2 separate regions of the Homo sapiens genome follow, and region 2 is linked to region 1. Evidence: chromatin loops called from intact Hi-C (ENCODE). Cell type or tissue: K562. All regions are shown on one strand. Links, peaks and the distances in the headings refer to the core of each region. The heading gives the core; the rest is flanking DNA.

Region 1 (16,643 bases), core at 4,961-12,960:
GAACAGTTTGGACCAGCTCATGGGAGAACTGTCTTTTTTTTTTTTTTTTTGAGACAGTCTTGCTCTGCCTCCCAGGCTGGAATGTGGTGTTACCATCACGATTCACTGTAGCCTCAACCTCCTAAGGCTCAAGTGCTCCTCTTGCCTCAGACTCCCGAGTAGCTGGGACCACAGGTGCACACCACTATGCCCAGCTAATTTTTGTAGAAATGGGGTCTTTCCATGTTGCTCAGGCTGGTCTTGAACTCCTTGTGGCTCAAATGATCCGCCCATCTCTGCCTCCCAAAGTACTGGAATTACAGCCTTTATTTCTTTTAGATTTTCAATTTACTGCCCCTAAGTTGCAAAATGTTCTCTTAGAATTATTTTTATCTTTGCATTCTGTATCCATTCTGTATGCATATCTATATATTCTGTATATTCCTCCTTTCTAATATTGTGTATTTTCACTTTCTCTCTTTCCTTTTTAACCAGGCTTGCCTGAGGCATCTATTTTATCTTTCCAAAGAACCAGTGGTTCTTTTTGAGACAGGGTCTGGCTCTGTCTATTGTCCAGGCTGGAGTGCAGTGGCATGATTATGGCTCACTGAAGCCTCAACCTTCAGGGCTCCAGTGATCCTCCTGCCTCAGCCTCCCAGATAGCTGGAACTATAGGTGCACGCCTCCACGCCTGGCTAGCTTTTTGAAGTTTTTGTAGAGATGAGGTTTCGCCATGTTGCCCAGGCTGGTCTCAAACTGCTGAGCTCAAGTGATTCTCCCGCCTCGGCCTCCCAAAGTGCTAGTATTACAGGCATGATTCACCGTGCCTGGCCAGTTCTTTTTTTAAAATATACGTTTTATGGCCTGGCACGCTGGCTCACCCTGTAATCCCAGCATTTTGGGAGGCTGAGGTGGGCAGATCACTTGAGGTCAGGAATTCGAGACCAGCCTGACCAACGTGGTAAAACCCTGTCTCTACTAAAAATGCAAAAGTTAACTGGGCATGGTGGTGTGCACCTCTAATCTCAGCTACTTGGGAGGCTGAGGCAGGAGAATCACTTGAACCAGGGAGGTGGAGGTTGCATTGAGCTGAGATTGTGGCACTGCACTCCAGCCTGGGCAACAGAGCGAGACTGTCTCAAAAATAAATAAATAAATAAATAAATACACATTTTATTAGTTTATTTTGGTTTATATGTAATGAATATATATAGTATGTTTATTAAATCTGCACCCTACTTTCTCTTTTCCCTTCTTAAGTAAATGTGCTTTTTTTGTCTTTTGTTTTTAAATCAGAAAAAGAGTAAGTACTATTGAATGTTCCTCTGTAGCTTGTCCAATAGATTTTTATAAGAAATGTTTCTTTTCACTGTGTTCTATGTATTTTTGTAATTTTAGTGTTGATTTCCATTTTTTGGCTGAAGGTATTCAGAATTTTTGTTTGTTTGTTTTTTGTTTTTGAGACGGAGTTTCACTCTTGTTGCCAAGGCTGGAGTGAAGTGGTGCAATCTCGGCTCACTGCAACCTCTGCCTCCCAGATTCAAGCAATTCTCCTGCCTCAGCCTCCCTAGTAGCTGGGATTACAGGTGTGCACCACCATGCCCAGTGAATTTTTGTATTTTTAGTAGAGGTGGGGTTTCACCACCTTGGCCAGGCTGGTCTCGAATTCCTGACCTCAGGTGATCCCCATGCCTCGACCTCCCAAAGTGCTGGGATTACAGGCGTGAGCCACCGCACCCAGCCTAGAATTTTTTTAACCCTTTATACACACACACACACACACACACACACACACTTTTCAAAATCAAATATACCAAGAGTCTTTTATTGAAAAGGAGCAGCCCTCTTCTGTACCTCTCTTATTTCCCAGAGGGAACTCTTTAACTCTTTTAGCTGTTTCTGATAGTAACTTCCATTTTCCTAAACAATTTTAAACTGCCTTATCTCGAGTTATCTATATTAGACATGTTGTTGATTTCCTGTTATATGATAGATGAAATTTCATCTCTCATACCACTTTCCTACCTGCTCCTTTCATCTTCCCAATCTGGTTATATTGATATTTTAAGCTAAATGCATAATCAGCATTTACTTTACCGTGATACTAAATGTTTACAAAAGCATGAAGTACTATATTCTTGGTACATTTTCTTTCTTGTATTGCATTTTATTTTTCCTACAGTTAATACCTTCCTTATATTTTCATACGTTTAATTTTCAGTGTTCATTTATCAAGGTTTTTTTCCTGCCTAAATCTGTATCAGATGATCCTTTAGTCTTTAAAAATCTCCCATTTTTTCTCTCCCAAAGTCCTTCATTCCCTTGCTTCAGTCTGGATTTTACTCTGTGGGCCTGAGCACAGCCATGATGCCATGACTTTCCTTCTCTAATCTCCTGGTTAGGTTTCATTGTTTGCCGAATCACATTTCTTCCTCTTTTTTGGTTTCCTTTCTTATTTTACTGGAACACATCCTCCAATGGCTTCCTAAGAAATGGTGCCTTGGAGAGCGACATTTTTTGAGGTCCTTGTGTGAATGACAATGTCTTTTTTTGTTTGAATCATCATACTCAATTGATAGCTGGGTTTAGACTTTATTTTCACACACGGACTTCATTGTCTTCTAATCTCTAGGGTTGTTATTGAGGAAAATATGCCATTCTGATTCTTGTTCCTTAATATGTTATTTCTTGTAATGGATTAAAACATTTACCATAACTTTTTTGTAATAACATTTTATAACTAATTTTTTTCTCATAATAAAATTAATTCAGCTGGGCATAGTGGCTCATGTCCGTAATTCCAGCACTTAGGGAGGCTGAGGTGGGTGGATAGCTGGAACCCAGGAATTTGAGATCAGCCTGGACAACATGGCAACACCCCATCTCTACAAAAAATTTAAGAACTAGCCAGGCATGGTGCACACTTGTAGTCCCAGTTACTGGGGAGGCTTAGGTGGGAGGATGGGTTGAGCACGGGAGGTCGAGGCTGCAGTGTGCTGTGATTGCACCACTGCACTCCAGCCTGAGCGGCAGGGTGAGACCCTGTCTCAAAAAATTAAAAAATCATGTGTATTAGTGAAGATTTGTAAAGTAGAAAATAATAGAAATAAAATTGAAATCACCAGTAATCCCACCATTTTGCGATAACTAGTATTAAATATAGGTATATTTCCCTCTGATTATTTTCCATGTATATTTTTATCATCATTGAGATGTACATAGTTTTTCTTAATCCTGCTTTTTTCATTAACTACATCATTGTTAATTTTTCTTAATAAATATTTTTGAAAACTTAATTTCTAGGGAATAATCTATCATATAATAATTTTTCTTTTTTGACATTTGCATTGTTTCAGTTTTTTCTATTATGAATAATGTTGTAAAGAATATCTTTGTGGGCCAGGTGCGGTGGCTCATGCCTGTAATCTCAGCAGTTTGGGAGGCCAAGGTGGGCGGATCACCTGAGGTCAGGAGTTTGCGATCAGCCTGGCCAACATGGTGAAACCCTGTCTCTACTAAAAATAAAAAAATTAGCCAGGCATGGTGACAAGCGCCTGTAATTCCAGCTACTCGGGAAGCTGAGGCTGGGGAATCACTTGAACCTAGGAGGCGGAGATTGCATTTAGCCAAGATTATGCCATTGCACTCCAGCCTGGGCCACAAGAGCGAAACTCTCAGATATTCAAAAAGAATATCTGAATATCTTTATGGCCGGGTGCAGTGGCTCACCCTTGTAATACCAGCACCTTGGATGAGCAACGCAGGAGGATCACTTGAGCCCAGGAGATTGAGGGAAAAAAAAAAAAAAAAAAAAAAAAAAAAAGCCCGGGTGTGCACACCCTGTAGTCCCAGCTACTCCAGATGTTGAGATGGGAGGATCACTTGAGCCTGGGAGGTCAAGCCTTCAGTGAGCTGTGATAACGCCACTGCATTCCAGCATGGGCGACAGAGCAAGACCCTAACTTAAAAAATAAAATAAAATAAATAATATCTTTGTGTGAGTCTTTTTTTTTTTCCCCGAGACGGAGTTTCGCTCTTTCGCCCAGGCTGGAGTGCAGTGGTGCAATCTCCGCTCACTGCAGCCTCCGCCTTCCGGTTTCAAGCGATTCTCTTGCCTCAGCCTCCTCAGTAGCTGGGATTACAGGCATCTGCCACCACGCCCAGCTAATTTTTGTATTTTTAGTAGAGACCGGGTTTCATCATGTTGGCCATGGTCTCGATCTCCTGACCTCGTGATCTGCCTTCCTCAGCCTCCCAAAATGCTGGGATTACAGGCTTGAGCCACAGTGCCCGGCCCGTGTGTGAATCTTTATCCACATATTTGATTATTTCTTTATAATACATTCCTAGAAAAGTTGAACTAATCTATGCTACTGCTTGGTGCTTATAAAATCTATTTCATTGTACTCTTGGTAGTCCTGAGTCATCACTTTTATTGTCATATTTTATTTTCTTGATTATTTTAATAATGCTTATTTATGGTGAAAAATATTTTACTTATGGAAGTATTGTTAAGCCTGCAGTGTGTTAGTCTGGAGTGGATGTGGTATTATGCTAGTGTATAATAACATCTTAAAGCACAATTTTTTACTTCAATACTGTTGATTTCTGCAAAGGAAAACTCAGGGACTAAGCATTCCCAGATAGACAAGCATAGCAAGAAGTTCAAAAAGCTAGAGAAAGACAACATGCAACAAAACAAATGTTATTGAATATTTGGCAGAATTTGCAGATTGCTACTACGCAAAGATTGGAGGAGAAAATTCAGAAACTTCAGAGACAGCTCAGTGATTTGAAATTGTCAAATAAAAATATGAAAACTCAGCTGACAAGAGTAAATGTCCTTAAAGTAAGTAAAGGAAGTGAGGCTTTCAGAAATTCACTAAAGCTTTGGTCTTTTACCATTTTAGCAGCATGCTTTTCATTGAAGCTAAAAAAATTAATATTAAAATTATTTTACATACATACAAAAGAATATATATTTAAGCATATAGAATAAAATTGGAATTCACCACTCATTTTAAGAAACAAATATTACCAATACAATTGAAACCCCCATATATCCATATATCCTCCTCCTTGTATTCTAAGTGTTATTATTACAAATCCCTTGTTTTTTGTTTTATTATTATTATTCTTTTTGAGATGGAGTCTTGCTCTGTTACCCAGACTGGAGTACAGTGGCGTGATCTTGGCTCACTGCAACCTCTGCCTTCCAGGTTCAAGTAATCCTCCCACCTCAGCCTCCCAAGTAGCTGGGAATACAGGCGCGTGCCACCATGCCCAGTTAATTTTTGTATTTTTAGTAGAAACAGGGTTTCACCATGTTGGCCAGGCTGGTCTCAAACTCCCGACCTCAAGTGATCTGCCTGCCTTGGCCTCCCAAAGTGCTGGGATTACAAGTGTGAGCTACCTCACCCAGTCTGTTTTTTGTTTTAGTTTCACTTGTGTCTCTTATTGGGGTAATAGTTAAAAGTTGTAGTCATTTTGGGGACTCTTCTTTGGACCTTCTCCATATCAAACTTCAGTTATACTATTTCAAAAATTATGCCTTAAGCCAAACAGGCACTAAATAACTGATCAACTGATATGCCAGTTTATCAGCAATATTTCTCTTACTGAAATGCCAATTATCTTCTGTATTTCTGTATTTGATTAATGTAGGGCTTTAAGACCTTTGAGGATGCAGAAAACATGTTAAGACTCTTTAAATCCCAAGTGGCCAGTTAATAAAAGTGCTAAGTAATAGTTATTGATGAGCACGATCATGGAGAAATGTCCTCTTAATTCAGAAATTTTGGAATGTTTTTCTTTTCCATATATCTCTGTCTTCATAAAAAAAGAAAGAAAAGGAAAAGAAGCAAGAGTTATCATAACTGTTATTTAGAAGAGATCTAATCCTAGTTATTTCCTTCCTTTCCCCCATCTTATATGCTGTCACAGGACAAAACAATTGAAGAGCTCAGGCAATCTTTAGCAAATGTTGAAAGGATGAAAGAGAAGGCAAATGTTGAAACGATGAAAGAGAAGGCAGTTGTGAAAACAGAAAACTTGAAAACTACATTAGACTCTGCAGAGCAAAAGGCAAGATCAGACAAAGAGAAGACCCAGCAGATGTTAGATGCTGTCACTTCTGAGCCCCCAACAGCAAAGAGCGCACCTGAAGAAGTATCAGGACAAGAACAAGAGGTTTTTTCAAAATAGTAAAATTAAAATTAATTTAGTTGAAGTGATAAACACCCACGCCTACTTAGACTGTAACTAACTTGACAAAAGGGAATATTGGCTTATGGAATCATGAGTTAAACAACCTAACCTCCAGGTGGGCGGAGATACACCTGGGCCCCAGGATCAGCACCTGGAACCTACAAGCCCTTTCTCATGGTCACTTCTTGGCATCTATGTGTCAGCTCATCTGTCTGACTGCTGGTTGGTTTTCTCCATGACAGGAAACATGATCACTGGCAACCATGGAGATTTATATGGAGTTTCTGTGACAGGAGAGAGAATCCCAAGAAAAGGTCTTATTGACCCAGTTTAGGTCAAGTGCTTATCCCTGCTAAACCCACAGTGGCTAGGGATGGGATATATGATTATTTTATATACTCTAACAAGTGACCAGGAGTGTAGAGTTCTATGACATCATGTGTCATCATGTGAAGCTCAGGGGAAACCATGTGTGTCACTTTCTGTGTCACTGTCTAGGAGAATATAGTAGTGCTTCTTAACTTGCTTAGATTTTCACTATACTTATAAAGCAAATATTTCGAGAGAATTTTTTAAAGGCCAACTGATCATCTGGGGCAATTTTTAAATTATATGTCACTTCTCCATATATTAGTTGCTTATGAAACTTATACCTTAAGATATGCTTAAAACATAAAGTCATGATATTAGCATTTTCACTTTTTTCTCTCTTTAACTTCTGTGTGTTCACTTTCTTGATTGTTTCTATTCCTCTCTTTTATTTTTTGAGACAGAGTCTCACTCTGTTGCCCAGGCTGGAGTGCAGTAGCATGCTCATGGCTCACTGCAGCCTCGACCTCCTGAGCTAAAGCAGTCCTCTCACTGCAGCCTTCCGAGTAGCTGGGGCTATAGGCGTGCCACCACCACACCTAATTTTTGTATGTTTTGTAGAGACAGGGTTTCACCATGTTGCCCAGGCTGGTCTCAAACTCCTGGGCTCAAGCAATTCTCCTGCCTTGGCTTCCCAAAGTGCTGGGATTACAGGTGTGAGCCACCGTGTCTAGTCCCTTATTTTATTTTCAGTCAAATCTGTTTTCCTTTGGTCACCTTGTAGTTCACTCTTCACTTTTTAGATGATTTAGTGTTTTCTTGCCTGAGTTCAACTCTCACATCTAGATATCTTGGACTATTCTGAATTATTACATTTCTGATTCAAAATAAAGTTTTTCCCCCCATTTTTGCAAATCCTTTAAAAATTGATATTTAATTTTTTTCAGGGGTGTTGTGTCAAATATTTGTCCTGTGTTTCACGGCTGTGTTTTTTTTTTTGTTTTTTGTTTTTTTTTTTTTGAGATGGAGTTTCGCTCTTGTCACCCAGGCTGGAGTGCAATGGCATGATCTCGGCTCACTGCAACCTCCACCTACTGGGTTCAAGTAATTCTCCTGCCTCAACCTCCTGAGTAGCTGGGATTACAGGCAGTGCTACCATGCCCGGCTAATTTTTGTATTTTTAGTAGAGATGGGGTTTCACCATGTTGGCCAGGCTGGTCTTGAACTCCTGACCTCAGGTGATCCAACTTCCTTGGCCTCCCAAAGTGTTGGGATTACACGTGTGAGCCACCATGCCCGGCCCATGGCTGTCTTTTGGGAGTATTTTTTTTTTCATCGCCTGAACAGTTTAGATGATAGTGTCTTTCTATTTTCTTCTTAAAGTAATTTTATGTGAATATAATTTGCCATTTGTCTGTATTCACTTTCAAATTCCTTGAATTGCTCTGGTCTTCAGATGTTTCTACTTTAGGGTAGCTGGAGGCAGGGCTTACTCACTAGGTTCCTTAGCTCAATACTACCCTCTTCTGTTGGCACAGTGAGTGCAGTTTCTAAAGTTTACTAGATCAAGCCTTTTTGGGAGTGAGGGTTTATATGATGTCTGATTCTGTAATACTGTCTCATTTGTATAAACATATTAATTTCCACTGTTTGCTTTTTTCTTTTCCTTTATTACCAAGCCTCCAAGGAACACAACTACCTCCCTCTCCCCTCAGAAACCTTGCCCTCTACAACTGCCATTTTTGGTCTCATGTGCTTCCAAGACCCTTGCTTTTCCTTCATTTGTCAGTGTTCTGATCCACCAGATCTCAGATTTGTTCTTGGTATTTCACCATTTATGATCTGTCTTGTTTCTGGGGGTAAGGTTGTCTGTGTTCTACACCAGTGAAAATTAGCTGCACCTTCCTCTGTAGCTGCCTCTGCTGGTTTAGAATATTTATTTCCCCACTAACATGCAAATTGAAGTTTGTGGTATTCTCTAGTTTTGCTTTAGGCATGATTTATAGGTAGTTTTTATTTGATCTCCGTGTTGATCACTATGGTTTTTGGAGGATGGGTAGAAAAATGTGTTTTTAGGGGACTGGTATTATCATTCAGCAAATCAGAAGTCCAAAACGTAATTACCTTATGGATGAAAAATAACAAAATAAGCAGCAATAAAATTAAGTTTACTCTATAAAAGTGTAAAAGCAAGAAAAAATTTAAATGCAAAGGAAATTTTAAATAGAGTTATTGTAATAGAAGAGACCATTTTTCTAGCTTAAAAATATTGTTTGAAAGTAGAATATATTACATTTAATAATGTTTAATAAGACTAAATTTCTAGTACCAATTCTTTGTACATAATACCTGGGTGACCCAAACTAATAACATATCTTGATTTCTGTAATGGTTGTTTGTAGCTTAGTGACTTTCAAGAAACTATTCTCAGCTACTCAGGAGGCTGAGGTGGAGGTTGCAGTGAGCCAAGATCACTGCACTCCAGCCTGGGCGACAGAGTGAGACTCTGTCTCAAAAAATAATAAATGAATAAAATTTAAAATTTAAAATAAAAATGGAAACTGCTCACCTTCCGAGGTAGTTTTAGATGTACCCAAGATATCCTCTGTGGGAACAAGTCAGAATCTGGACAGGCCTGTGGGACTCGATGCCTGTTTTAGAGAGCTCTTCAGCATGGGCGGGGTGAGATTATACTGGACCTTACAGAAGTACCATTTTGGAACAAAATAATTATCTTGAATATTCATTCAAGGGATAAATGAGAATCACTTTCCAAATGGCCACAGCCATGATTCCCAAACTGTGTGCCAAGGCACACTGGTGCACTGTAAGGATCTCAGCATGCCATGGAATGTTTTGATTTTATTTATATATTTATTGAGATGGAGTCTTGCTGTGTCACCCAGGCTGGAGTGCAGTGACGTAATCTCGGCTCACTGCAACCTCCGTCTCCCAGGTTCAAGCAATTCTCCTGTCTCAGCCTCCTGAGTAGCTGGGACTACAGGGGCCTGCCACCACGCCCGGCTAATTTTTGTATTTTTAGTGGAGACGGGGTTTCACCTTGTTGGTCAGGCTGGTCTCGAACTCCTGACCTCCGGTGATCCACCCACTTCAGCCTCCCAAAGTGTTGTGATTATAGGCATAAGCCACCGTGCCCAGCCTAAATATTTTGATTTTAAAGGGAAGCACTGTAATATTTGACATCTGTCAGGAAGGTACATGGATACTAGCTTCAACATTACATCACCCTTCATTCTTTTTGATGACATACCTTTGTGATAGAAACTGCCCAAGGCTTCTCAGGATTTATAAATTTGTTGCCGAGTGAACTTCAGTAGTTAGTGGTATCGCTACCAAAGAAGCTGTGCTGCAAACTTGGGGAAGGAGGCTCTTTCCCCAGATTCTAGGATCCCTGGCTGCAATGTAAGAAACTTGCTTATCCTTCCTCTCAATAATATCACCAGCCTAGCAAAAGAGGAAAAGTGAGGGACACCTTGACCAGAGCCTCCACTTGCAGCCCAGCCTGCTCAAGCTGTAAGAACCACCTTCTTATTCAGAATTTCCCCAGAGCCACGGCCCAAGGGTCATCTGCCTGCTGCAGCCTTAGCACACAGGAGCCTGGGCATGAAACAGGCAGACCCTCTCCTCCTTCCAGGACACCCTTCTCTCAGGAAATGGAGGCCCTACCAGCTCCTACAGCCAAGCTCTCCATGAAGGCCAAGGTGTTAAGGTGGGCCAGTTTCTGAAAGAGCCACTTTCTGAGCATATTAAAGAAAAATCTCTTGTAAAAACAAAGAGGGCTTAGTGTTAATGCTCCTTTATGAATTGTGTTAGTAGGAACTGATTGTTCAATCATGGGGCAGTGCAAAACGTTAGCTGTGTTAACTCTGAGCAAACAGGGGAGATCCTTCAAGGACCTGGAACACTGTTTCCTAGAAAAGCTTTTAATCATGTGTCCAAATCACTGCCACACTCTTCTTTAATGATAAGAATTGGATTTAGATTTAAGGCTTTAGATAAATGATTCTCAACCTTCAAGATGCTATGAAATGACCTAATTAAGGAATTATTTTTTCCTAGGCCTATCCAGAGATTCCAGTTCAGTTTGTGGTATGAGGCTGAAGTATGGATATTTTTTTCAAAGCTCCTTAAGTATATAAATTGATAAAATTACTTTGGAAGACTGGCAGTGTACGAGTTTTCTGTTGCTGCTGTAACAAATTATCATAAACTTTGTGGCTAAAACAGTACAAATTTATTATCTTACAGTTCTAGAGGTCCCATTGGGCTAAAATTAAAGTGTCAACAGGGTGTGTTCCTTCTGGAAAGGGGAAAATCCATTTGTTTGCCTTTTCCAACTTCTAGAGGTTACCCACATTCTTGCCTCATTGCCTCCTTCCTCCATCTTTAAAACTAGTAGGAATTGATCAGGCCCATCCAGTCTTTCTCACAGCTACTGTTCTCTGGTTCTTTATCTGATTCTACAATTTCTCTGATTCTCCTTCTCTTGCCTCCCTCTTCTCTATTTTTAAGGGTGCTTGTGATTAAGTTGGGCCCACCTGGACAATCCAGAATGCTCTCCCTATTTTAAGGCCACCTCTTGGCAAACTCTGTAAACTTAATTCTCTTTTGCCATGTAACCTAATATACTCATAGGTTCCAGGGATTAGGACAAGGATATTTTGGGGGACCCATTATTTTGCTTGCTGTAGTTAGCATCTACTAAAATTGAATACATGCATGCCTTATGAAGACGTAGTCCCACTTCTACATACATGTTAGAAGCAAATTTTTCAGTGCCACAAAATAAAAGAAAATAGCACTCGAATATAAATTTTCTCAGCAAGGCAAATTTACTCTTTCAGGAGGGTGCCCCTCGTAGGTCTGGTTGCCACGAGAGGACGCACAAACAAAGGAAAGCAGGGGGTTTTATTATCTCTAATGCAGCTTGTCCCTGTTACTGCGTCTTGCCTCCATTGGCTGGAGTTGGACCACACGATCTAAGCTGAACCTGGTTGGCTAACTTGAAAAGTGCAGGAATGCGGTTTTCAAGTGGGAAGGTGGGAAGATCAATTTTTCTGGGAAAGCTGTTACAGCAGGGAGGGGGTGATTTCTTGGCTGTCTTGCCTGAGCACAGCAGGATGGGAGGGGCTGATAGATTGGCAGGCAAGATTACTGTAGACAAAGAACAGAGAAATAAGACTTCAGGACAGACAGTACAAGGAAGTAAAGACCTCTTGGAGAAGAATACCTTGTTTGTAACAAAGTGAAACTCTTTGAAGAGGAACTGTCTAAACTACTTGTTTTTAACATATATAACAGAAATGTGTACATATTCTTTTTTAAATTTTTAAATTTTATTATTTTTTTGGAGACAGAGTTTCGCTCTTGTTGCCCAGGCTGGAGTGTAATGGCACGATCTTGGCTTACTGCAACCTCTGCCCCCTGGGTTCAAGTGATTCTCCTGCCTCAGCCTCCAGAGTAGCTGGTATTACAGGCATGCGCCACCACACCTGGCTTATTTTTTGTATTTTTAGTAGAGACAGGGTTTCTCCATGCTGGTCCGGCTGATTTCTCGAACTCCCGAACTCAGGTGATCTGCCCGCCTCAGCCTCCCAAAGTGCTGGGATTACAGACGTGAGCTACCTCGCCTGGCCAGAAATGTGTGCATATTCTATACAAAGACATTTACAATATTACTAACGGTGGCATTGTTCATTATTGCCGGAAACTGGAAACTACCCAAATGAACAATGGTGGCTTAAGTATGGCAATCAGATCCATTAGTTAAGCATTCGATCTCATTTGGGGTTGGACAGGGAGAGGTCAACTGGAGTGCTGAATTTTTCTGAGGCCAAACTAGAAAGTAACTCTAGGAGCTGGGCGTGGTGGCTCATGCCTGTTAATCCCAGCACTTTGGGAGGCCAAGGCGGGCAGATCACCTGAGGTCGGGAGTTGGAGACCAGCCTGACCAACATGGAGAAACCCCGTCTCTACTAAAAATACAAAATTAGCCAGGCGTGGTGGCGCATGCCTGTAAATCTCAGCAACCTGGGAAGCTGAGGCAGGAGAATCGCTTGAACCTGGGAGGCGGAGGTTGCCGTGAGCCGAGATCGTGCTATTGCACTCCAGCTGGGCAACAAGAGTGAAACTCTGTCTCAAAACAACAACAACAACAACAAAACAACAACAACAACTACTACTCTAGGACCAGGACTGGGAGATGGCAAATAGGGGAGAGCATGGAGTTCCACTAATAAAATGGTAATACACTAACAGTGGAGAAAGCAATGGGCTTGTAAGGAGAACTTGGTTCTTGTTGAACATCCGTCACTAATCAGTCTTGCAACCCTTGATCAAGTCTTGTCACCTCACTAAACTCGAATTTTCTTTATCTCAAAACTAGAAAGAAATCGTGGCCTGGATTTCTGAATTATGGGGTTTCAGGCAGCCACAAGTAGGCTGGCAGAAATGTTTTCTGGTCAAATAAAGGAGTCTGTTGCCCCAGAACAGGAGCCAGGGGCACAGCCAACAGTAAAATTCTGCTTGGGGCCCCATTCCTCAGCTGCAAGGTACTTGTCTTCAGGTGTGGCAGGCTGAGATCTGCCTCCTTGTTCCCGGCCTATCCCGCTGGGCCCCTCCCCTGCAAGTGTTCGCTTCCATACAGAGGGACCATTAGGGCCTGTACATCGTACTTCAGGTCCCCTCCTGTGGTCCAACATTCCCTAGGGGCAAGTGCAACTGTTTATGCGGAGACCACTTTTCCGTGCAGCCCAACTGAAGGTGCACGTTCCACCGCAACCTGGTGCTTACAACAGCTCGGGAGGCCGCGCTACCGCGCCTGCGCCCCTCTGAATATGGAAGCGCGCGCGAGGTCCTTAAGGGAAAAGGAAGTAAGGGCGGGGACGGAGGGAGACGACTTCAACGTAGGGAGTTGCTGCTGCTACACTGCCGGCCGGAGAGGACAAGGAAAACGTGGAGGAAGTCGGTGATGACTGGCTGAAGGGGATGATTGGCGGGTGAAAAGAGCCGGGCCAGAAAGCACCTTTGCATGTGGCTAGAAACCCGCCTGAAGAGGGGCTGAAACCCACGCCGGAACCCGCCCGATTCGAGCCAATCAGGGAGAGGAGCCGGGTGGGGGGGCGGACGGGGCGGCCTCGCGGGGGGTGGACGGGGCGGTCTGCGGGGAGGGGGGGCGGTCTGCGGGGAGGGGGACGGGGCGGCCTCGCGGGAGGGAGGACAGTTTCGCGGGTTCGGGCGGCGAGTCTCCCGGATGCTCCTCAGCTCTGGGGACGCGGTGCAGAAGTGTGAGGGCGCCCGGCTTCCAGGCAGTAATGGGCGGGTCCCTGCGCGGGAGCGTGGCGGGCGCTGGACTCTACAGCAGATGTGGAACTGGAGAGCTTGGCGCGCCTTCCGACTTTGTCACACACCTGCGCCGCCAGACTGGGGTCGGGCCCCTCCGCGTTCTGCTCTGGAGTGCCTGGGTCTGGGCCCAGCACCGCGCTTTTAGAATCTCCTCAGCTGAATCTGACGCTCAGCAGTGGGTGAAGCGCAGCCCCCTGTTTCAGGCCCTGCCGAGCTGGAAGGAGTGTCAGAGCTGGAGCGCGCGTGGCCCCCTCTGTGTTGGGGTCACCCCGGGGTTGCCAGGGCTCAGGGAGGGTCGTAGTCTGGATTTTGTCACCCGCACGTCCCCACCCCCCAGCAGGTCTGGGGTTGGAGAATCCACGCGGGCTTCATAAGCTAGATGCCAGTTAACTGTCGAGAGGGGACGCTCCCTCCTCGTAGGCGTCCACACTGGAGAAGGAATAAGATGGGCGATTGCCTGGGAAGCCTGACAGGGCGGCGGCAGCTGGGATGCTGGAGAGGACTGGCCCCTTGAGTTACTGAGTCCGATGAATGTGCTTGCTCTGCTGGAGGAACCGCGCTCAGGTTACAGTCATCCCAATATGGTTCTGAAGGTGCGTGGTTCAGGTCACTTAGGACTTGACCAGATACCGGGTTTCTTTTACAAGCCGTTTCTGACGGTGGCCTGTTTCAACTACTGGCAGAGCTCATGTAAAACAGACTTTTAAAAAAATTTGGGGGGCTTTTAGTATTTTTTTCTTATTCCTATATTCTGAGGATATTTTATAGTAGTCCCACATATGGAATTAGATAATCTCTTTTTTGTTTGATTAACAGTTTTATCAAGTATAATGTACATACCATAACGTTCACCCATTTTAATGGATTCAATGATTTTTAGCATATTTACAGAGTGGTGCAACCATCAGCATAATAGAATTAAGGAATCGTGATTTTTTTTTTCTGGTAATTGCTTTTACAGTTCTCAAAGTTTGCACAAGCGGATATTTTAGAGGTACAGTGTAATATAAGAGCTTCTGAAAATGTCCACTTAAGTTGTTTTATACCTGAGCAAGTGAAATTAAGAAGGGAATTGAAGCAAATATTCCTGGTAAGTTGTAGGGAGTGAAACTTTTGTGTCTTGTAATACCAAGTAGATATTGACCATTTCAACTGGTTTTTATGCTGAGGAAATGCATAAACCCCATTTTACAGATGATGAAATCGACTTTGAAGGATAAGTTGCCTACAGCTGCATACCTGTGCCTGGGCTAGGCCCCAAACCCAGATGCTTTATCTCTCAATTTGTTACCCTTGCTACCTCAACAGCTTGGTTTTCAACCATGGTACTGATGAGTGTGAACAGTACAAGCCATTCATTTACTGAGCAAATAATTATTGAGTGCCACTCTGTGCCAAGAACACTGCTATAGGTGCTAGAGATATTATTGAATCAGATACCGTAGTGAACTGTTCCTGCCCTCAGCTCATCTTCTGGTGGGGAGGACAATGATCAAGTAAAGAAATATATAGTTTTAGAGATTCATCTATTTTTTTAATAGGTAAATTAAAAGGGCAAGGAATGGCAGTGGGAGGCAGAATCTGATGAGAAAAATCTGAATGAAGAGAGGAAGTTAGGATATAAGAAAGAAAGCAAGGGTTTGATTTGAGCAAGCGCAAAAATAGAGTTGTGATTTACTGAATTGAAATAAGGTGATACTGGAAGGACCAGGTTTTGGGGGTACAATCATAAGTTTGGCTTTAAATGTTTTTAAATACCTTGCCTCTTAGACATCCAAGTGGAGATATGGCATTTAAATTCATGAGATTGGATGAGATCCCACCAAAGGAACAGGTTTAGGTGGAGACAACCAAATACCGATGCCTAGGACACTGCAGTGTTTAGAATTCAAGGAGATGAGAAGGAAACAGGAGGGAAGATTGAAAAGAAGAGTCCAGTGTGTTATGAGGAAAACCCCAAGAGCATGCTGCCTTACAAGACAGGTGAAAAATGTGTTCTGTGAAAGAAAGAGTAATTAACTGTTAAATGTTACAGACTGATCAAATAAAATGAAGACTGAGAATGGCCTGTTTGTAAGGTAATAAAAATACATAAAATCTTATGATAGAAATATTTATACATAAAGTTAGTAAGGAAACAGTGTTTACTCCTTTTTGTAGAAGTGTAAATTTTTACAACCATTTTGAAGGGCAGTTTGATATTATCTACAACTTAAAATTGTGCTTCCATTGATAATTTCACCTGTGGAAGTTTATCCTACAAAAATATTAATATGTGCACACAAATATGTGTAAAAGTGTTTATCACAGCTTGTACACATATATATTTATAAATGTGTTGTCCAGGAACAGTGGCTTATGCCTGTAATCCCAGCACTCTGGGAGGCCGAGGTGGATGGATCACCTGAGGTCAGGAGTTCGAGCCCAGCCTGGCCAACATGGCGAAACCCCGTCTCTATTAAAAATACACACACACACACACACACACACACACACACACACACACACACACACACAAATTAGCTGGGCGTGGTGGCGGACGCCTGTAATCCCAGCTACTTGGAAGGCTGAGGCAGGAGAATCACTTGAACCCGGGAGGTGGAGGTTGCAGTAAGCCGAGATCACGCCACTGTACTTCTAGCCTGGGTTACAGAGTGAGACTTCATCTCAAAAAAAAAAAAAAAAAAAAAAAAGGTGTTTATCACAGCATTGTTTACATTTGTAAAAAGGTACAAGTTTTCATCAAGATGGATGCAGTTGTTAAAGGGAAGATATAAATGTGT
Region 2 (16,643 bases), core at 4,342-12,341, 290 kb before region 1:
CGTTCCATCTGAGTTCTAGCTCTTGTTGAAGGTAAGAGACCTTTCCTGTCCATGCCAGCTCCTGGTAGGCTCTCTTCTCATGAGCTTCTCCAGCACATTCTGATGGTACCATCTGTTATCACATAATGTGTTTTGCCCTATTTACCACCTAGGAGAATGAATGCTGGCTGCTGTAACAGATGATCCAAATTCTCAGTCGATTAACACAATAAAAGTTATTTTCACTCGTCACAATACAAGGTGACTGTTCCTGGCCAGGTAAGCCTCCCACATAGTCATTCAGGGTCCCCCAAGCTCTCTCTACTTTGTGGCTCCATCCTTTTCTAGGTCCTTGGAGTCTTGGCCGTTTAGTTGGCAGATGAAAAAAGACAGCATGAGGAAGGTACACTCATTTCTTTCGTAAAACACTTTGGGAGATTCATCCATACTGTGACGTGAAGCAACAGTTCATTCTCTTTCATTGCTGTATAATATTCCATTGCATGAACATACCATGATTTATTCATTCATTCTACTACTAATGGGCATTAGGTTGTTTTCCGTTTTAAGCTATTATCAATAAAGCTATTATGAATGTGTCTTTTGGTGCACGTACGTGTACATTTCTGTTGGGCATGTACCTAGAAGTAGAATTCCTGGGTCATAGGGCATACATATGCAAAGATTTGGTATATGTTGGCAAATAGTTTTCCAAAGTGATTAGACAAATCCACATGCCCGTCAGCATTGCATGAGACTTCCAGTTGCTCCACCTCCTTGCTGACACTTGGTATTGTCTCTTTTTCATTTAGCTATGCTGGTATGGCTGCAGTGATGTCTCCTTGTGGTTTTAACTTGCATTTTCCTAATGACTAATGTTATTGAGGACTCTTTTAATAGGTTCATTAGCCATTTTGATATTCTGTTTTGGGAATTTCCTGTCCAAGGCTTTGGCCTACTTTTCTATTGGGAAGTCTGTTCTTTTCTTATTGGTTTGAAGAAGTTATTTATATATTCTGGATATGAATTCTTTGTCAAGTATATGTATTGCAGATATACTCTCATACTCTGGAGCTTTCCTTTTCACTCTCTACATGGTATTCTTGATAAACAGAAGTTTTGAACGTTAACAAAATTATGAAATGTCAATCTTTTCTTTTATGGTTAGTATTTTTTTGTGAACCATTCAAGAAATCTTTGTCTACCTCAAGGTCATGAAGATATTCTATGTTATCTTTTAGAAGCTTTATTATTTTGCCTTTCACATGTAGGTCTATGATTTATCTGTAATTTATTTTTGCGTTTGATATGATGTAGAGATCAAGGTTTGTTTTTTCCTGGTTGAATAACACCATTCTTCCTCCCACTTCATTGCAGTGGGAACTTTGTTGCAAATTAGGTGACTGTTTATGTGTGGGTCCATTTGGGGACTCTATTTTATTATATTGGTCTATTTGTTTATGCTCTCTCTGCTATCATGCACTTTTAGTTATGGTAGCTTAAAAATCAGTGCTTTATATCTTCTATCTTTGTTCTTCCTCAAGATTGTCTTTGCTGTGCTTAGCACTTTGCATTTCAAAATTTGCTTATCAGTTTTTACATGTACACATATAAGTCTGCTGGGATTTTGATTGGAATTGAATTGAATCTATAAATAAATTTGGGGAAGTTAACAGCTTTATAATATTCTTTCAATCCATGGACATAGTAGTATATGCCTCTTTTTTTGTAGTTTTTGGTATAGAAGTCTTACATATCTTTTGTTGTTTATTCCTAGCTAGTGTTTTTTGATGTTATTGACAAGGGAACTATTTTTGCAATTTCACTTTCCAAAGACATACAATTGACTTTTCTATACTGACCTGTCTGGTTATCTTGACACATTAATTTCTTAACCATTTTGACCACTCCCACTCACAGTTCATTAGCCAGAATGAACTGGCTACATCTAAATGCAAGGGAGGCTGGGACAGTGAGCCTACCTGAGTACCTAGGAAGAAACGGAAAGGAATTTCAGTGAACATAGAAGATGCTTCTACACTCTATGTTGAGATTTGAACATCCATGGGTTTACCCTGTGACCTCATTATGCTGCAAGGAGTTATAAAGCTTTATAAAGCTCTCCAGGAACTTAAACCAAGTGTTCAGCCAATTTATAACTTGAGGAGTCCTTTAGAATACTTTAATTTGAAAAAGATTGCATTAAAAGTTAAACTCTTATAAACTGTGGTACATCCATTTGATGGAATATGATTCAGCACTAAGAAGAAATGATCTATCAAGCCATGAAGACATGGAGGAAACTTAAGTGCATATTACTAATCAAAAGAAGCCAATCTGAGAATGCTATATACTGTATGACTCCAATTACATGATACTCTGAAAGAGGCAAAACTATGGAGACAATAAAAAGATCAGTGGTTGCCAGGAGCTAAGGGATGGAGAAGGATGAATAGGCAGAGCACAGAGGATTTTTAGGGCAGTGAAACTACTCCATATGATACTATAATGGTGGACACATGTCATTACACATTTGCTAAAACCCGTAGAATGTATAACAGCAAGAGTGAATCCAAATGTAAACAATGGACTTTGGGTGGTAGTGATGTGTGATAGGTTCATTGATTATAACAAAAGTACCACTCTGGTGTGGGATGTGGGTGGTGGTGGAGGCTTTGCACGTCGTGGGAGGAGGCATATGTGCACTATGTACCTTCTGCTCAATTTTACTGTGAATGTAAAACTGCTCTAAAAAATGAAGTCAGGCAGGCATGGTGACTCATGCCTGTAATCCTAGCAATTTGGGAGGTCAAGGTGGGAGGATCACTTGAACCCAGGAGTTTGAGATCAGCCTGGGCAACATAGAGAGATCCCAACTCTACAAAATAAAAATTAAAAATTAGCCAGGTGTGGTGGTGTGTGCCTGTAGTCTCAGCTATTTCGGAGGCCAAGGAAGGAGAATCCCCTGAGCCCAGGAGTTTGAGGCTACAGTGAGCCAAGATCGCACCACTGCACTCCAGTCTGGGTGAGAGAGTGAGAGCCTGTCTCAAAAAAGAAAAAAAAAGCCCAGGCACAGTGGCTCACACCTGTAATCCCAGCACTTTGGAAGGCTGAGGCAGGCAGATCATGAGGTCAGGAGTTCGAGACCAGCCTGGCCAACATAGCAAAACCACATCTCTACTAAAAATACAAAAATTAGCCAGACATCGTGGTGCACGCCTGTAGTCCCAGCTACTCGGGAGGCTGAGGCAGGAGAATCACTTGAACCCGGGAGGCGGAGGTTGTGTGAGCCAAGATTGCGCCACTGCACTCCAGCCTGGGCAGGAGAGCAAGACTCTGTCTCAAAAAAAAGTCTATTTTGGAAAATTTAAAGTTTGTCACTTTGGATAATCATATGGCCCCAAGGTAATCATAAACATATATGCAAAGCATCACTTTGAAGTCACATGGTAGAAATCTGTCATAAATTCAGAGTGGACATAAAAATGAACCAAATTATGCTCACGTTGCTATGATTTTAGATTAGCATTGAAATAAAATGCATGTCATACACTTCCTAAAGAACTTGCAGGCTATACTCCTGACCCTACTCCATCCCTTGATTATATTACAACTACCTAAGGCTGAAGTCACACATAAACAAGCTATAACCTGCCAAAGCTGGCTTCTTTACCTTGTGAATGACCTGGTTCAATTTTTTTCTCTTACTGCAATCTCTTGTTTTGTTTAATTGCTGTTAACAAGCACAAATGATTCAACTCTTTCAATTCATCTAATTTGCTTATAACAAAGCAGCTAAGCCCAGGTTCAGTCACTAAACCCCAATGACAGGTGTTGGGCATTGCTGAGTTATGATTGGTTGAATTTGAGGGTGGTCTTTCGTCTGTCAACAATGCCCATTCATGAGACTACAAGATAGAATTAACTGCTTTTACAGCTGGGTGCAGTGGCTTATGCCTGTAATCCCAGCACTTTAGGAGGACAAGGTGGACAAATCACTTGAGGTCAGGAGTTTGAGACCAGCCTGGCCAACATGGTGAAACCTTGTCTCTAGCAAAAAATACAAAAATTAGCCAGACATGGTGGCGGGCACCTGTAGTCCAAGCTACTTGGGAGGCTGAGGCACAAGAATCACTTGAACCCAGGAGGCAGAGGTTGCAGTGAGACCCTGTTTAAAAAAAAAAAATTAAGAATTAACTGCTTTTTTTTTTTTCCTTGAGATGAAGTCTCTGTTGCCCAAGCTGGAGTGCAGTGGCGCAATCTTTGCTCACTGCAACCTCCACCTCCCGGGTTCAGGTGATTCTTCTGCCTCAGCCTCCCGAGTAGCTGGGACCACAGGCGCATGCCACCGTGCCCGGCTAATTTTTGTATTTTTAGTAGAGACGGGGGTTCACTATATTGGCCAAGCTGGTCTCAAACTCCTGACTCCATGAGCCGTGAGCCGTCCGCCTCGGCCTCCCAAAGTGCTGGGATTACAGGCGTGAGCCACCGCGCCTGGCCCGAATTAACTGCTTTTACAGTGATCAGATGTGCTCTTCTTTCCTATTTTTCACAGGACATAATTTATATGAGTACATACCTGCAATGCTCAGTTCAATGGATTCCTAAGTTGGGATATGCCAACACAAAGTCTCCCCCTAAAAACATGTGCACATTTTCACTGCGCGTTTTGTGTAGATTGCACCTCTGTGAACAAAGGGGAAACTTGTGTATGAATGGAGTGCTGCCTGGTTTCACATCAGGCCAGGAGGGTATCTGATGAAAACTATCAAGGGCTGAGGCTCAGGTACAATCCTGCAACAGTTTGAACGCCAAGGAACAGTCCTAGGCCCTGAGTCTCCTCACAGAGGAGCTGCATCTGGTTATGCTTCATGCCCTCCACTGCAAGTCTTGCAGAGAAAGGGAGCTGCTCAGGGGGTGGTTTCCTGGCTCTACAGAACCTTGTTCTCACTTTCTCTTACCTTCCCTCTCCCTCCCCTCCTCTTTTCTCTCTCACTGTCTTGGCAGATGTTTAGCTAAGTGAGTTTCCTATTGTGGTCCTGTCAGAGGCCTGTGAACCAGAGCAACTCTGAACAGGAGCTGGGTAAAATGAGGCTGAAACCTACTGGGCTGCATTCCCAGACGGTTAAGACATTCTAAATGACAGGATAAGGTAAAAGGGCGGCACAAAATACAGGTCATAGAGACTTTGCTGATAAAACAGGTTGCAGTAAAAAAGCTGGCCAAAACACACCAAAACCAAGATAGCCACAAGAGTGACCTCTGGTCATCCTCACTGCTACACTCTCATTAGTGCCATGACAGTTTACAAATGCCATGGCAACGTCAGGAAGTTACCCTATATGGTCTAAAAAGGGGAGGCATGAATAATCCACCCCTTGTTTAGCATATCATCAAGAAATAACTATAAAAATGGGCAGCCAGCAGCCCTCGGGGCTGCTCTGTCTATGGAGTAGTCATCTTTTTATTCCTTTACTTTCTTAATAAATTTGTTTTTGCTTTGCACTGTGGGCTGGCCCTGAATTCTTTCTTGCATGAGATCCAAGAACCCTCTCTTGGAGTCTAGATGGGGACCCCTTTCCTGTAACATCTTCTCCTCCATTCCCCCACCCCCTGCACTCCCCAGCACACAGGGCTTTGCCGTTAGATGGCCTCTCTAATTTTTGTTTTGCTTTGTTTCAATATGTTTCTTTTTTATTTGCATAAATTTAAGGGGCACAAATGCAATTTTCTTTTCTCTTTTAAAAAATAATTTCAAGTTTTATTTTAGATGCAGGGGGTACATGTGCAGGTTTGTTCCCCAGGCACATTGCATGGTGCTCAGGTTGGGGATATGATCAATCCTGTCACCCAGGCAGTGAGCATAGTACCCAATAGTTTCTCAACCCTTGCCCTTCTCCCTCCCTCCCACACTAGCAGTCTGCATTGTCTATTTTTTTTTTCTTTTTTTGGATTGGGGGGGTTTTTTGTTTTTTTTGAGACGGAATCTTGCTCTGTTGCCTAGGCTGGAGTGCAATGGCATGATCTCGGCTCACTGCAACCTCTGCCTCCTGGGTTCAAGCTATTCTCCTGCCTCAGCCTCCCAAGTAGCTGGGATTACAGGCACCCGCCATCATGCGCGGCTAATTTTTGTAGAGATGGGTTTCACCATGTTGGCCAGGGTGGTCTTGAACTCCTGACCTCAGGTGATCTGCCTGCCTCAGTCTCCCAAAATGCCGGGATTACAGGCATGAGCCACCGCACCCAGCCCCCAGTGTCTATTTTTGCCATCTCTATGTCCATGAGAGTGGAATGTTTAGCTCCCATTTATAAGTGAGAACATGCAGTATTTGCTCTTCTCTTCCTGCATTAATTCCTATGCGTTAGGATAATGGCCTCCAGCTGCAGCCATGTTGCTGCAAAGGAAATGACTTCGTTCTTTTTTATGGCTGTGACAAATGCAATTTTCTTACATGGGTATCTTGTTAGTGGTGAAGTCTGGGCTTCAATGCATTCATCACCAGAATAATGTATATCGTGCCCATTAAGTAATTTCTCATCATCCACCCTCCTCTCACTTGTTTCAATATATTAGGGGTTTTTGTTTTGTTTTGTTTTAATGTGCTGGTGAATCACATCTGAACTTTAATTAGTGGCTTACATTAAAATTCTAAGGCCAGAAGTAAACGTGCCCAGACACATTGGCCTTCCGGGGTTCAAGAAAAAAAGAAATCCTCACAGCCTTTATCTCCTCTCCTCCACGTGTCAGCTGTAGTTTTTCTGGTCAGCACATTCTGGTCAGAGTTCTTGGTGTATGTTGCAATGTGTGTGTGCTTTTTTGGTTTCTTTTTTTGTTTTTCGAGAAAATGAGAATGGTAGAGCAGGATGACCCTGCATAACAGAGTGGGTAGGGCTGGCATAGCCCATTTCCATCATCATAGAATATTCCCATGATCTATGCCTCACTTAGGACCGAACCCTAGCCAAAGAGAACAAAGAGGCTTATCTAAAATACACTCCCTGACCAAATATTAGGTTAATAATGGGTTAATATTACCATCTTCTTAGATTATATAGTATTTTAGAACCAAATTAAGAATAATAAAACCAGGTGCCATGGCTCATGTCTGTAATCCCAGCACTTTGGGAGGGCAAGGCAGATGATAGCTTGAACCCAGGAGTTGGAGACCAGCCTGGGCAACATGGCGACACCCCGTTTTTACAAAAAATACAAAAATTAGCGAGGCACGATTTAGTCCCAGCTACTCAAGAGGCTAAAGTGGGAGGATTAATTGAGCCTGGGAATTCAAGACTCCAGTGAGCTATAATTGTGCCACTGCACTCCAGCCTGGGCAACAGAATGAGACCGTGTCAAAAAATAAAAAAGAATAAGAGCTACTATTAATATTTATTGAGCATTTACTATGTGCCAAGATTTTTGGATCCTTAAAATAATTCTGTGTGGTAGATATAACTACTAAATTGAAGGTTGCCCCATGTCCCGTAGCTGATAAGGCTGAAGCTATTAAAGGACAGTTCTGCTTATCTAATCTAGTGCTATTTGGCTGTATTCATTTCTATGGAGGCAATAAAATTGTAGGACAAAATAGATTATTTCAGGAGGCAAGTATTGAAATTTTCACTTAATCCAGTTCTCTTCAAGGTAAAAAACAAGGTCTAGCTGATTATCTCTATATTCTGGTCAGCTGAGTAACTCCTTCCTGGGGCCAGTGGCAAAGCCTGCCACAGATCTCGGAACCTGCAACTGAGGGGAAGGTTTGGAACTGGGTTTGGCGGGCGGAGTTCACTGACATTCTCAAAAGGCCCAGCAGGTGGCAGTGTTTCTCACTCCGCCAGAGCCCACGAGGGCCTCCAACAGGTCGCCCTAGAGACGTGAAGACAAACGTGGGGGCAGAAAGACCATGCCTGTGTTGTAATTTTCAAAACTTCGTCTTTTTATACATTTTATTTTTAAAACATTTTAGTAAAAATAAACAGAGTAGGCTTTAGTAGAAATAGGAGCAGGCACCTCCTTCCCTGCGCATCACCAGCTGCTCTCGGCTGCCCAAGCCCCTCACTGTGATGCTTACCACAGATCTGTCCTTCCAGAAACACCTCCAGGAGGATTATTTCCAATCCCCAGCTTCAACCGCCTGTCCTGCCACCCTCGTCACCCACCTGCCAGTTTGCTGCCCCACTTCCTGGAAGGCCAGCTCTGTGCAAATCTGGTGAGCCGACTCCAGTGGCTCAGCTCAGCTGTGATTCCCCCGGAACCCAGCACACCTCCAGGGAGACCGTGAGAGAGGCCATCTGAGGATAGCGCTGGTACCCACACGAGTAACTACAGGTGGCGGCTGTTTGCTGACATTTCAGGCCCAATAGAGGCTTTGCCAGGTTTATGCCTGCACCTCCAGTAGGGAGCTACTGCAGGTTCAGCTGCAAGCAGCAGTGAGAAGTGTCTCCTCCCACCCACAGCCTTCACATAAGTACTTCTACCATCTGCCGTACAGCCTGAAGTCCCAGGTTTGGGGATGGGTGACACACATCTTTTCAAGTTAAAAAAAATTTTTTTTGTTTTTGTTTCTTTGTGGAGACAGGGTCTATGTTGCTCAGGCTCCTGGACTCAAGCCATCTCCCACCCTGGCCTCCCCAAGTGCTGGGATTATAGGCCTGAGCCACCACACCTGGCCTCATACACTCCTTTTGATTTTGAGGATGGTCAGATTTTCAAGAGCTTCATATAAAAAACGTGAATGTATCATGATTGGGGAGTTCGCATCAAATCCAGATGCAAATACTATGGAAGTGGAGGGGAGATGGTTCAAAATAAACATGGTAAGAAGCTCATTGGTGCTGGGCACGGTGGCTCAGATCTGTAATCCCAGAACTTTGGGAGACCGCGGCAGGTGGATCGCTTGAGGTCAAGAGTTTGAGACCAGCCTGGACAACATGGTGAAACCCCCGTCTCTACTAAAAATACAAAAATTAGCCGGGCATAGTGGTGGGCGCCTGTAATCCCAGCAACTCTGGAGGCTGAAGTAGAGAATCACTTGAACCTGGGAGGTGGAGGTTGCAGTGAGCCAAGGTTGTGCCATTGCACTCCAGCCTGGGTGACAGAGTGAGACTCCATCTCAAAACAAAACACAAAAAAACTCATTGGTAATTTTCCTAATGATTGTCGTTTCTTATGCAAAAATTGTATTAATTTTAAAGTTAATTAAAAAGTCAAACATTCCTAAAAAGTTTTTTTTTTTTAAACAGACCACTTTAACCCCTCCAAGATTTGGTTGGAGGGGCAGGCATCAGGCAGGTAGGAGATGCTAGGAAATTTGAGGGGAAACTTTTATTAAGTCTGTCCTTTGCCTATTGGCTAACTTTAATGGGGATTGCTAAATGCCTACTGTGTGCCATGCGATATGATAGACACTATGTATAGATTGTATTATTTAGTATTGGGCCATTTTATGGACAGGAAACCAAGGCTTAGCACAGTCAACTTGTCCAAAGTCAGCTAACTTACAAGCAGTAGCCAGGATTCAAGAACTTTCTGCTTTTCTACTTGACCACACTGCAACATAACCAACATAACAAATCTAAGGTAAGTGACTAGTTGCTGGAAATCCCCCAGTCTTTGTCCGAGGTCTTTATTGAAATGCAAGGACAGAATTATAGTTAATTCCTCTGACTTCCTGGGTTCTCAAATGCTCCCATGTGGGAAATGCTATACGTACAAGGATGTCCTATGACTGTACCTACAATCAGGACTGGTGTTCAGACATGGGGACTTCCATGTGGACTAGCAATGCCATATGCTATTCAAAAGGGGGATTTGCTCAGCCCATGGGAAACACAGTGAAGCCCTGATTCCGACTGCATGTCCTTTTTTATTCCCAACACACAGAACTCAGTACTCTTTGCCCTGTTCCCTGTGCACCTCCTGGTGGCTCTTCCTTCCCGCTCTCCTTCCTGAGAAAGTCTGTTTTGCTCTCAGGCCTTAGCAATCAGGGCCAGCCCATTGTATTTGGTTTCCATGGAATGGAATTTATATTCTTGAATATATTGAAGGGGTATATTTTTCTTTCCACTTAAATCATGATGCTCTGTGGCTCTCCACTCATTTAATCAACAGGTTTCTATGCTTCAGGGAAAGAGAGATACTGTTGGGAACAACCAGTTCACTGCTTAGTTTTGGTTGCCAAATTCATTTTTTTTAATCCCTTGCAAGACAATAGTAGTGAAAAATTGTCTCTAAAGTGGGGTGTGCCCAAGACAGCACAATGGGGACAGAAAGCAAATATTAGAATTGTTATTTTCATTTTTTACCTTATCTTTTAAAATGTCCATTTTGGGATGTATGTGTTATAACGCATGTAATATATTAATACAGTGTTACATGTATATCTACCATATACAGATATACATGTTACCATATATACATATATAACCAAGTATATATTAATATATATGGCATACACAAATATATTAAATATACATTTATGTATGTGCTTAAGTTTTTTTTGTTGTTAGGAATGCATGATCAAAAAATTAAGGCCACTACTCTTGAAAGGAAGACTTGGTTTTGAGTAGATAATTTTTTTTCTAAATTCTAAAAAGTTCACTTTAACGATCAAAAGTATAGCTTAGAGTTCTATGTTGACTTCTACTACGAGCCTTAGGTAGAGATAACTTAAGCACCCACTCATCTGGGGGAAAATAGACTGTATCTCCAGTGTGGGAAGCTGAGGGAGAGAGAAGGTAGAAGGCAAATAGTGTATGTGGGGCAGGGAAGGGGAGCAGGTCCCACTCCCCACTTGGGTAGGTTTAGAAGGCTCCTGTTGGGTAAGTTTAGGAAACTCCAGAACAGTGGGGCTGTTTTTTCTTTCCTCAAGTGTCTTAGGGAAGGTCCGGGTCCAACATGGGCCCCCCAGGCTGAAGGTGGGCTGCCGGACAGCCTCACAGAGCCCTGAGCCCTGCAAGGTGAATGTAGAGGCAGCTGGGGGGCCCAAAGCCCTAAGGGGTTGAGTCCTTAGAACCAGTGGATTCCAGAAGGTTGGGGGAGAATGAGACGCCACAAAATGCAAAAACCAAATGACCAGAGGAAACACAGATGTAGGGGCTAAAAGGGCCAGGTGGGACCAGCTTCACTTGAGCAAGCCAGTGGCAGGCATAGGATGGTGGGGGCCCAGCCCGGCCCAGCCACCCTACAGTGAAGACAGGGAAGGATGTGGCAGACGGCCTCCGGGCCTCCACCCCCACAAGGACACGAGCACATGCCTTCCCATCCTGATGCTTCTGTAGCCGCATACCATCTGCTATGGGCTGAACTGTGCCCAGCCCCATTCCTATGTTGAAATCCTAACCTCCAGTGCCTCAGAAGGTGACCTTATGTGGAAACAGAGTGGTTGCAGATATAATTAGTTAAGATGAGGTCATACTGAAGTAGGGTGAGCCCCTGATCCAACATAATTTGTGTCCTTATAAAAAGGGGAAGTCGGCCGGGCGCGGTGGCTCACGCCTGTAATCCCAGCACTTTGGGAGGCCGAGGCGGGTGGATCATGAGGTCAGGAGATCGAGACCATCCTGGCTAACAAGGTGAAACCCCGTCTCTACTAAAAATACAAAAAATTAGCCGGGCGCGGTGGCGGGCGCCTGTAGTCCCAGCTACTCGGGAGGCTGAGGCAGGAGAATGGCGTGAACCCGGGAAGCGGAGCTTGCTGTGAGCCGAGATTGCGCCACTGCAGTCCGCAGTCCGGCCTGGGCGACAGAGCGAGACTCTGTCTCAAAAAAAAAAAAAAAAAAAAAAAAAAAAGGGAAGTCAGAGACAGATGCACACAGGAAGGACACCATGTGAAGAGACACAGGAGGAAGACAGCCAGCTACAAGCCAAGGACAAAGGCCTGGGACAGATCCTTCCCTCAGAAGGGACCAACCCTGCCAACACCTTAAACTCAGATTTCCAGCCTCCAGAAGTGAGAGACAATAAATTCCTATTGTGTAAACCATTCCATCTGTGGCACTTTATTACGGCAGTGTTAGCAAATATCGCACCAGCTTTGCTAAACAAGCAAGGGGGTGGGGAGAGATTGGAAAGACTAGACCATTATTCAAGAGGGGCCGAGATCATCTGGAAGAGACTGTACTAAATGGAAAGAAAATTAGTTCTCCTGAGTTACCTTTCATAGACAAGTGAAGTCCTCTGCCCCCACCAGAGGCAATAGAAGCCTTAGAGGAAGATAAGAATAATCACAAAGAAGCCTGTCCTTTTTTGCACATCTGAGTACACTGAATAAAATTCCAGCTGTATTCGAATCTCAGAGATATAGCCTATCCTGGCCTGCTCTCTCGGTGTGACCAGAACCCATCCTCCTGGGCATTTTATGATTTCTAGACTGGCCACTTTCTTCTCATTGATACCAGCTTCCTGACTCGTTGCCATAGTTCCAGTGGCAAATTCCTAAGCTGGCCACAAGAGCAGTGGCATGCTGACGTGGGTTTGTACCAGCTCCCAAGAGCTGGCTGTTAAATTTTCAGGAATTTTGTGAGCCAGTTAAACACGGCCATTATTAAAGATCAAATTATAAATATGACCAAAATTTTTAAAAAGTATTGAATACTCAAAAATCATCATTTTCTAATTATTTTCTTATATTTTACTATTATGTTTTCTGGGTTATTATATCTGTTACATTTGTATGATGGAAATACTTTGTAATGAATTGTTACTGTGTGTTTCTTCCCAATTTCATGTTCAGTAAATTCAGGTAGCTCAAAATCAACTATAGTGGGAGTATTTACACTATGGAAATTGGTAAATGCTACATATCAGCCCCCACCTCAAGGAGAGCCAGTTGTTAAAAATTTACTAGCATAGGCTGGGCGCAGTGGCTCATGCCTGTAATCCCAGCACTTTGGGAGGCCAAGGTGGGCGGATCACCTGAGGTCAGGAGTTCAGACCAGCCTGACCAACATGGAGAAACCCCATCTCTACTAAAAATACAAAATTAGCCAGGCGTGGTGGCACATGTCTGTAATCCCAACTACTTGGGAGGCTAAGGCCATAGAATAACTTGAACCCAAGAGGCAGAGGTTGCGGTGAGCTGAGATTGTGCCATTGTACTCTAGTCTGAGCAACAAGAGCAAGACTCCGTCTCAAAAAAAAAAAAAAATATACCAGCCCATCACTACATAGATGCTGCCATGGGCCTTGAGTTCTGCATTCTTTTTTGAGATGAGGTCTTACTCTGTCACCCAGGCTGGAGTGCAATGACAGGATCACAGCTCACTGCAACCTTGACCTCCCACGTTCAGGTGATCCTCCTGCCTCAGCCTCCTGAGTAGCTGAGACTACAGGTGCATGCCACCATGCCCAGTTAATTTTTGTATTTTTAGTGGAGTCAGGGTTTTGCCACATTGCTCAGGTTGGTCTCAAACTCCTGAGTTCAAGTGATCCATCCACCTCAGCCTCCCAAAGTGCTGGGATTACAGGTTGGGCTCTGTATTCAGATCTACTAGTAGATCAACTGAAAAAGCTTGAGAAACAATTATTATCAGCTGTACCCAGGTCTGATCTGGGATTTAAATTATCAAAGAGTGATGAGAACAGTCTTCCACCATTCCATAGAGGAGGGAGACTCCCAGTGAGGGTGACACCAGTGAGACCTCTACTGTCTTTCCAGACTTGGGGCAGGACACTAGGCAAAGAGCTACTCACTTCCACACCTTTGTTGTCTTTTGCTACTATTGAGTGACAGTGCTGAACAGGGAACCTCTGAGCAGACTGCCACCTGACAACCTTTATTGGTTTAAAATAACCTGGAGTAACTCTTAATCCTGCTTCTGGCAACAAGAGAATGACGGAATTCAAATGGGTCCAAGACTTCCAGGACTGAACTGCTGTCCTCTGCAATCCATTCTGTAAACCCCCCTCTTCCACCTGCTAATGTGGTATCCACAGCAGAGCTGAGTCCTGGGGGAGACTTCTCTTTCTGCATAGTAACAGGTGTAAAAATAGCAGCTGACCCCTTCAGGGATAGGTGTCAGGCAAAAATGTCTCGGGGACCACAGTAGTTGTAGTCTGGGGATGGTAGGGGCTGACCTGGGCTTGTATCCAGCTCTACCATTTACCAACTATGTGGTCTTGGGCAAGGGATGATCTTTCCAAACCTCCTTTTCTCATCTGTACAGTAGGGAAACAAGACAGATTCGCAAAAGTGGAATGAATGAGAGATAGAGACTTAAGTATATATACAGTTGTTCTTCGGTACCCATGGGGGATTGGTTCCAGGACCCTCCACCAAAATCTGCAGATACTCAAGTCCCTGATATAAATGGTGTAGTATTTGCATATAACCCATGCAATCCTCCACTATAAATCATAAATCCTCCCATATAAATCATCTCTAGGTTACTTATGATACCTAATACAATGTAAATGCTATGTAAATAGTTGTTATACTCTGTTGTTTAGGGGATAATGACAAGAAGTCTGTACATGTTCAGTACAGATGTCATTTTTTTTCTCAAATGCTTTTGATCTGTGATTGATTGAGCCCAAGAATTCAGGACACACAGGTACAGAGGGCCAACTGCATTTCAAAGTTACATTCTTAACCAATGCAATAGAGTGAAAAATAGGAATTTAGCTCTAAAGAAATGGTGGGGTCACAGGGTGGTGACATATCTAAATCCTAGTCTGTCGGAGCAGAACAACAGAAGGTAAGCATATTATTTAGAGGGAAAAAGGTAGCTCCCAGAAGCAGCAAAAGCAGAAAAAGTAAAAGTAGTTACGTTTAGAGTTTGGGACTTCAGCTGGGGAGAGATGCAGCTGTTGGATTTTATTGCTGGACTTTCCAAATTTCTTACCTTTTTCTTTTTTTTTGAGACGGAGTTTCACTCTTGTTGCCCAGGCTGGAGTGCAATGGCATGATCTCGGCTCACCACAACCTCCACCCGCTGGGTTCAAGCGATTCTCCTACCTCAGCCTCCCAAGTAGCTGGGATTACAGGCGCCCACCACGCCCAGCTAATTTTTGGTATTTTTAGTAGAGATGGGGTTTCTCCATGTGGGTCAGGCTGGTCTCAAACTCCTGACCTCAGGTGATCCACCCGCCTTGGCCTCCCAAAGTGCTGGGATTACAGACCTGAGCCACCGCCCCCAGCCAAATTTCTTACTTTTTAATCATGTGTATGTATTACCTTGACTCCCTTTATTAAAAAAGAAAATAGCTGTGCATTATATTAACTAGATTTCTAATCTATCTCTTACAGGGTTGATTTTAATTTTCTTTTCCCTGCATGTGAGACATGCTTTGCCACAGCACAGGGCCCTTGGAAACAGTTTGTTTTTATAGCTTCTGTGTCTCTGTAGGTTTCTATAGCTCCTTGAAGTCTGTTTTGTGTATCTCTTGATTTATAAGATGTTCGTGAATCATTCCAAATAAAGACTTCCTTCTTGCAAAAATATGTAAAGAAATAGCAAGGGATGATTCAGAGTTTGAGGCGAGCACTTTCATCTCCAAAGAGCTAAGCAGTGAGCTGGGCAGCACGCAGTCACGGCCAGCCTGGCTAGCACATCATCTGCGCTCAGCTGGGCCTGGCCATGGCCTCAGAACCAGTCTGCCCCCTGCTTGGCACTCTCCAGCAAACGCACTTCCCTCCCCCACCCCTGTCTCCAGGCCACACTGGAAATCTCACACCCATTAACCTCAAGTTCACAGGCCTGTAGCGTCCACAGATAGTCTTCAGGGGACCCACAACCCACTAGAATTACATTTGCAACCTTGTGTTTTCTGGGAAGAGTGTGCAGATAGTCTTTAGATTTTCAGTGAGCTGTACATAGGTCTCCAACTCTCCTCAAAAGGCAACTTGAAGTGGTATTTACACCCATAGAAACAGTAAAGACTGTGATTCTCTACCCCTTATCATGCTTTCAGCATAGGATGGTGGCTAGAAGCCCCACCTCTGGACTAGACTGCCTTGTCTTTAAGCCTTCCTCCACCATTTCCTAGCTATGTGACCTCAAGCAAAGTGCATCACCTCTCTGTGCCTTTGTTTTCCCAATTATAAAATGGGACAAATAATAGTACCTACCTTCTTGGCTCATTGTGAGGGTTAAAGGAGTTAATATAGGTGAAATGCTTAGAGCCTGGCACCAAGGCAGTTTCAGGTGGTGTTTGGCCCCGCCCTGCTGAAGTCTGACAACTCACAAATGGTCACCCCATTGCTGTGTGCATATCTTCCATGTGCTTGGGGATGTAGCTGAAGCACATCCTAGGGGTCAGTGTGGTGGTTCAGGGTGCTCTAAATGCATAGGTGACACTACAGAGATCCCATGGAGGGGAGCGGAAACTGCCAAAGGCTGTGTGTTGGGTAGGGAGTAGTCATGGCAGCTTCTGCACTGAGCCCTCCCCCAGTGGCTTCCTGGGGCTCCTTCATCTGCTGGACCTAGAAGAACTGTGTATCGTTCTCCTCGACATCGTCCCATCTAACACACCCTCCTCTCTGCCTACTTGAACCTCCACTCATCCTTGGAGACTTCGCTTGAGTCCCCCACTGAGGAGTCTTTTGTGACCACTGCCTCCCCATGTGAAACACACTGCTCTTTCTATGGGACTTGTATTAATCTGTTCTCATACTGCTCTAAAGAACTGCCCAAGACTGAGTAATTTTTGTTTGTTTGTTTGTTTG

What was found. Hi-C counts contacts between places; a loop is a spot of excess contacts. Peaks named below come from ENCODE experiments on the same cell type or tissue, not always from the same donor. Only the 100,000 strongest peaks of a DNase experiment are listed, where the experiment ranks them.
Region 2: a loop joins it to region 1, with 6 times the contacts of the local background. A loop is called at or near these places in 55 of 110 quality-filtered maps.

What each region holds. Positions count from the first base shown.
Region 1 is chr14:64,335,708-64,352,350 of GRCh38, reverse strand. It overlaps a transcript of ESR2 not described here and the pseudogene TEX21P. Among named protein-coding and RNA genes, the nearest start is that of MTHFD1, 44 kb to the left of the region's middle. RefSeq lists enhancers at 13,014-13,073, 13,144-13,193, 12,693-13,375, 13,434-13,483 and a silencer at 13,644-13,773. In K562, for the core only: a CTCF peak has its summit at 8,017 (motif pointing left); a DNase peak (open chromatin) is centred at 8,010; H3K4me3 peaks cover 67 bases.
Region 2 is chr14:64,628,021-64,644,663 of GRCh38, reverse strand. No RefSeq gene overlaps it. Among named protein-coding and RNA genes, the nearest start is that of PLEKHG3, 68 kb to the left of the region's middle. RefSeq lists an enhancer at 11,044-11,546. In K562, for the core only: a CTCF peak has its summit at 7,798 (motif pointing right); a DNase peak (open chromatin) is centred at 7,783; H3K27me3 peaks cover 1,780 bases.